Linked DNA regions of Homo sapiens: region 1 is linked to region 2. The links are chromatin contacts, found by Hi-C or POLR2A ChIA-PET in ENCODE. All regions are on one chromosome and are shown on one strand. Each heading gives the region's core, a stretch centred on a gene start or an enhancer-like site at or near the end of the contact. The rest is flanking DNA. Distances are from core to core; before and after follow the strand shown.

Evidence for each region. Hi-C counts contacts between places; a loop is a spot of excess contacts on that map. ChIA-PET counts read pairs that join two places held with the same protein, here RNA polymerase II (POLR2A). Pooled maps may share reads with other maps.
Region 1: a map of natural killer cell shows a loop between it and region 2 (4-fold over the local background). The contact joins the promoter of LINC02767 here to the enhancer-like site in region 2. A Hi-C loop is called at or near these places in 12 of 168 maps with a recorded cell type or tissue (B cell, CD14-positive monocyte, CD4-positive, alpha-beta T cell and 7 more), 13 of 37 single-sample maps with no recorded cell type and 18 of 50 pooled maps. POLR2A ChIA-PET finds 5 or more read pairs at or near these places in 9 of 52 experiments (CD4-positive, alpha-beta T cell, CD4-positive, alpha-beta memory T cell, HEK293 and 6 more).

The regions. Positions count from the first base shown.
Region 1 is chr1:207,957,619-207,960,318 of GRCh38, forward strand. LINC02767 (long intergenic non-protein coding RNA 2767) reads left to right here and starts at 1,373. Exons shown (of 3, transcript NR_167983.1): 1 at 1,373-1,457; 2 at 2,497-2,621. RefSeq lists enhancers at 844-1,345, 1,346-1,845.
Region 2 is chr1:207,796,151-207,798,850 of GRCh38, forward strand. No RefSeq gene overlaps it. Among named protein-coding and RNA genes, the nearest start is that of MIR29C, 4.4 kb to the right of the region's middle. RefSeq lists enhancers at 2,475-2,574, 2,685-2,700. Within about 2 kb of position 1,366, at least 7 of the 41 ENCODE cell types and tissues checked have a DNase peak (open chromatin) inside an H3K27ac peak, as active enhancers do; they include B cell and heart right ventricle, where a contact is called at or near this core.

The sequences.
Region 1 (2,700 bases), core at 123-2,622, 160 kb after region 2:
AAGGGACTTCCTGAGCAGAAATGGGCAAACTTCAGTCTTTTTACTGTGTCTTTGCAGTATTCTATAGATAATTTCCTTAATTTGTAAATTTAGTGACCATTAGCTAGTGATCATTTGATGGGCAGCGATTCTAACAGTATAAAGTCCACAATGTTCTATGTCCCTAGCCTGCCGTTTTTCAGCTGCATGTAAAAGGGGGTAGGATGAGATAATCGACCATTATAAAGATTTAACTATTTTATGCTGAAGCGGCCATATTTTCAAGGGATGACACCATCTTGCACACAACAATGAAGGTACTCGGCCATAGACTTGGAGTGAGACCATATATGGGGATGAGATTCTTCTAGATCCTAATACTGCTGTACTGGCCTGTGTGTACATGGGGTCCTTCAGCTGAGGCCTTGCAAGGCAAGCCAGCTGTGCCATGTTTGTAGATGGGGCAGAGGAAGCTAGAACAATGGAAAAGTAACCTATTTATGCTAGGTCCACCTATTGAAACGAGGTAGGAATGAGGCTAGGGTCCTTAACTTCCTTCAGGCATACTTTTCTAGCTACCTTCTGCCCTGTGTCTGGTACCTACATCCTTGATGATTGTTCTCTTTCATCCATTGTGGAGATATATATATGTATGAAAAGCAAAAAAAATAAATTGCTGGGCTGGCACTACCTCAAAGCTTCTGATCCAGGAGGCCTAGGAGGGGGCAGTTAAGATGCATTTCTTACTAGTTCCCAGGTGATGCTTCTGCTGCTAGTCTGGGCACCACACTTTGAGAATCACAGCTCTAGGGCTAGGGGTGCTAATCTTCATTCCAAATGGAAAGGAGGCTGCTAAGGAGTCCACTTAAGTAATTTTTCCTGCGATAAAGACTTGCTTCCTTGTCACTTGCTGTCAACACCCCTCCACACAGCAGCGACTGCCTGGCTTAATTCTTAAAGTAGAGGCCTCTCAATAGACAGGGTGGACACTTCTTCGCCTCCTGGCAGGAGAGAGAAAGAACGGACTTCAATCTTTGGTTGGCAGGGCCTGACTAGGCAGTCGGGCACAGAACCCTAGGGCTTTCCCACCCCTTTGCTTTCTCACTTGTAAAACGAATAAAGGTACTGGTCCTGCCAGCTTCACAGGTTGCTGTACATAGAGGAATGGTTGGTTGAAAGTGCCCTGCATAACGCAAGCTCTTTAGGACTCGCAAACAGCCTTAATCGCAGTAAGGGGGCACATCAGGGCTGTGAGAAGGCCCCCTTGAGGGCTCGGCACAGGTGATTCTGGGCTCTCTGTGCTTGCCAGCCTCCTAAAGTAGGTGCCCACTTTCAGAAGCTCTGCACGCCCCACCTGGGCGCCTCTGCTGGAGGTCTGCCTGGCCCGGGGCACCCGTGTGCGCGCGAGGATTTCTTTTGCAGAGAATGAAACCACCGTTCCTTTCCGTCCGTGGTCTACTCCGGGGTCCCCATCCCACGTAAGTGCTGTGGAACCCCGGGGTGATGAGCCCCGGGGGAAGCCAGCATCTCTTGCCCTCCAGTGCCGGCGCCCGGCAGAGCCCCGGGACTCCTAGTTTTTGCCGCCGCTGAGGACGCGGCGCGGGCTGCTGGCCGCGTCGCCGAGGGAGGGCCCGGACAGCCCTGCAGCGCGTCTCAGCGGAGCCCTGGGGGCCGCGCCGCTCCTCCAAACATGATTCAGAACCGCCCGTCAGCCTTGGCTCCAGCGCCTGGCGCGAGCGAACCGGGCTTGGCTGTCTCGGCCCCGTCTGAACCCTGCGGGCCGCGGGCCAGGGCGCGCCGGGATCCGCTGCGCCAGGACCCTGCAGACCCGGCCGCGGCCGGGCCGAGTGCCTCCCGCCGGGGCCTTACGCCCACGGTCCACGCTTGCAACACCAGGGCTGTACGGCGGGTCCGCAGCTGGGTCTGCGCCTGGGACTCGGGGCTCCCTGCGCTCCTCGTGCCGCACCCCTTGCCTTAACCCCAAGCGGACGGGTCCTGGGGCTTCACCGGCCAGGCCGGAGCCCCAGCCCCACAACTCCCCCCCTCCCACCGCACTGCCCCCTCTGCGCTGTGGCGGGAGTTGGGGACTGGGGCCGGAGAAAGGAGACGCGCCGGTCCTCAAGTCTCTTGAGCCATTTCGGTTCCGGGCGCGCCCCCCAGGGCTGCAGTCGCGCGAGGTTCCAGATAGTGCAGCTGTGTGGCGCCAGGCTTCCAGCGGGTTCTTGGTGGGGGTTCCCTCTCTGTGAGTCGGTGGGCAGAGATTTGCCTTGGAGGGTCGCACCTGGCTACAGAAGTATGAGACTTAGTTTCCGGGGAGCAGAGGGGCCTTGGGATAAGGAACTGAAGCTTCTGGGGAGTAGTTTGGAATTTTGGTTCCACCAATTATCAGCTGTCCAACCTGGAGAAATCCACTCCCCCTGTTTTCTTGGTTATAAATAACTATAGCTACCATTTGAGTGCTTATTATTTTCCATGTACTTTACGTATGTTATTTTTATCTTTCCAACGATTTTACAGGCCATATTCTGCTGATGGAGAAATGGGATCTCACCCAAGGAAAGTGACTTGCCAGGGTTACACCACTGGTAAGTGGAGACCTATGACTTGAACCTGTCTCTAACTCCAGAGACTGTACTTTCTCGGTAAGTGAGAACATTGACGCCATACAAAGAATTTTAAAACTGTAAGATGGTGACGGATACCATTCTCTTCTGACCTGTC
Region 2 (2,700 bases), core at 116-2,615:
AAAATCATTGTTGCTCTCTCTGCAGATTTGAATTAAGTCGGATTGCTAAATTTCTCAGAGCAGGCTTCAGTGTTTCTCAACCATGGCTGCACATTGCAATCACCGGGGGATATTTACAGACACCTGGGTCCCACCCCTAGAGATTTCTAGTGTAATTGATCTGGGATGTGGTTTGGGTGTAGGGATTTCCAAGCGTCCTAAATGATTCCAAAGTGCAGCTAAGGTTGAAAACCCATGCATTAGTAAATCTCAAGCCCCACAGTAAATTTTTCTATATAAACTTGTAAAGATAGAAGTTAAAGGCTTATATTTATAGAAGAAAATTATGGCTTTCTTAATTCAGCCTATTAAATCAGAAAATTTCATTGAAGACTTGAATTAAGGTTTTGTTGTTTGGCTAACTGAACAAGGCTAGCTGTTGTTTAGAAATACAGAAGCATTGTCTCAAATAAACATAAAAATACAGAAGCATTCTGTTTAATAAAACACTAGGTGAAAATTATATATATATGTGTGTGTGTGTATATATATATATATATATATACACACACACACACACACACACACACACACACACACATATTTTGAGATGGAGTTTCGATCTTGTTGCCCAGGCTGGAGTGCAATGGCACTATCTCGGCTCACCACAGCTTCCACCTTCTGGGTTCAAGCGATTCTCCTGACTCAGCCTCCTGAGTAGCTGGGATTACAGGCATGCACCACCGCGTCTGGCTAATTTTGTATTTTTAGTAGAGACGGGGTTTCTCCATGTTGGTCAGGCTGGTCTCGAACTCCCAACCTCAGGTGATCCGCCCACCTTGGCCTCCCAAAGTGCTGGGATTACAGGCATGAGCCACCGCACCCGGCCTGAAAATTATATTGACTATGAATAGAGCATTTTGGAAAATCTTATGTGACCTTGAGACTGTAATGTATTTTTTAAATTGGGATAAAATACATGGGGACAGTTAGTTACTTTGTAAGGTAACTAACAATAAATCTGTAAGAATGCTGAAGGGACTTGGGATTAGAAGGAATATGAATTTGTGGTGTTCAAGTAGATTTTAGGGTTTGTGGGAAATAGTCAACTCTATGGTATTCTAAAACTTAGTAATGTCTTTCAGCTAACATTTTAACCAAGAATGAGCTTTTCTGCATATTTTTAAATTTTGCATACTTGTACTTAAGTAGGATTTAACATGGAGTCTAATAACTTCCAGAAATGATTCAAAATTGAGTGATTGTACATACAGATTTTTTTTTTTTTTTTCCTGGACTACACTGTTTTCATCAGAATTTCTAGGCTCACTCAGAAAAGGTTACACTAGTATGACTAATCCTTTGTAAATCGGAGCACTGCTGCCCTCCTGTGGACTGTCACGGCATTTGACAATCCCTTCCTTACCAGCTCAAACCTAGTCACTATTCAGAAGTTTGAGTCATTGCTGTGATTCCCAGAAGACATTTTCAATTTCATTTGGGATATGGTATAAGACTAGTCCTCTTCTCCTTCCGTGAAATCAAAATTATTTTTTGACACAGGATCTCGCTCTGTCACCCAGGCTGGAGCTCAGTGGCTCAATCACAGCTTACTGCAGCCTCAACCTCCTGGGTTCAAGGGATCCTCCCAACTTAGCTTTCCCCAACAGCTGGGACTACAGGTGTGCACCACCATGCCTGGATAATTTTTGTATTTTTTTTTTTTTTTTGTAGAGACGGGCTCTCGCATGTTGCCCAAGCTAGTCTCGAACTCCTGGCCTCAAGCAATCTGCCTGCCTCAGTGTTCCAAATTACTGGGGATCCAGGCATGAGCCACTGTGCCCAGCCAAGATTAACATTTTTAAAAGAGTTTTAAATGCTGTCCCTTATTGCTTAAGTATAGGAGAAGTATAATATTGTGGATCTGTGGTCAATAAACAATTTTTCCTTCCCTCTCACATACCAGCAGAACGTTTGAACAAATTGCCAAAAGTATAGATAACATTTGAAAAAGCCGCCCTTCCTGATTCCTGATTCGATAGTACATAGCCCAGGGAAACCTGTACAGAGGTGGTAAAACTGGTGTTAGGAGACTCCACCTCCATTTATAAGATTTACCTCTCTCATGTAGCTTTTTACAAAACTAAACTATAATAATATGCTGCAGTGTGGCAAACCCTGTGCTAAACTACTGTAAACAGGAACCCCTGTAAACAGTAATCCTGGTGTTTGGGGCTTGTGGCTTCATTGAGAGAGAATTCAGGAACAAATGCTTAGAGAAGCACTTCAGAATGGTGTTCAGGAAAATTATCTATCGTCTGATTAATCTCCTCCACCTGAAAGCGTTCCTAGGAAAAATACTCTGTAAATTTGTATTTAAGTTGGGACTTGAGAATTCTTTGGTTAGGTTCCCATAGCATCGTGCTTCTCAAGTCTTAGTGTGCTAGTGAGTTACATGGTGATCTTCTTAAATTAGAATCAGAAGATTCAAAAGGTATCGGTTGGGGCCTGAGGTTCTGCATTTCTAATGAGTGCCTAAGGAGCTGTTTGTGGTGGGCTGTATGATGGCCTCTAAAGATATCCAAGTCCTAATACCTGGAACCTGTGAATGTTACTTTATATGGCAAAAGGGTCTTTACAGATGAGATTAAGAAAATTGAAATAGGGAGATTATCCTGGATTATCCAGGTGGGGGCCCTAAATGTAACCACAAGGGTCCTT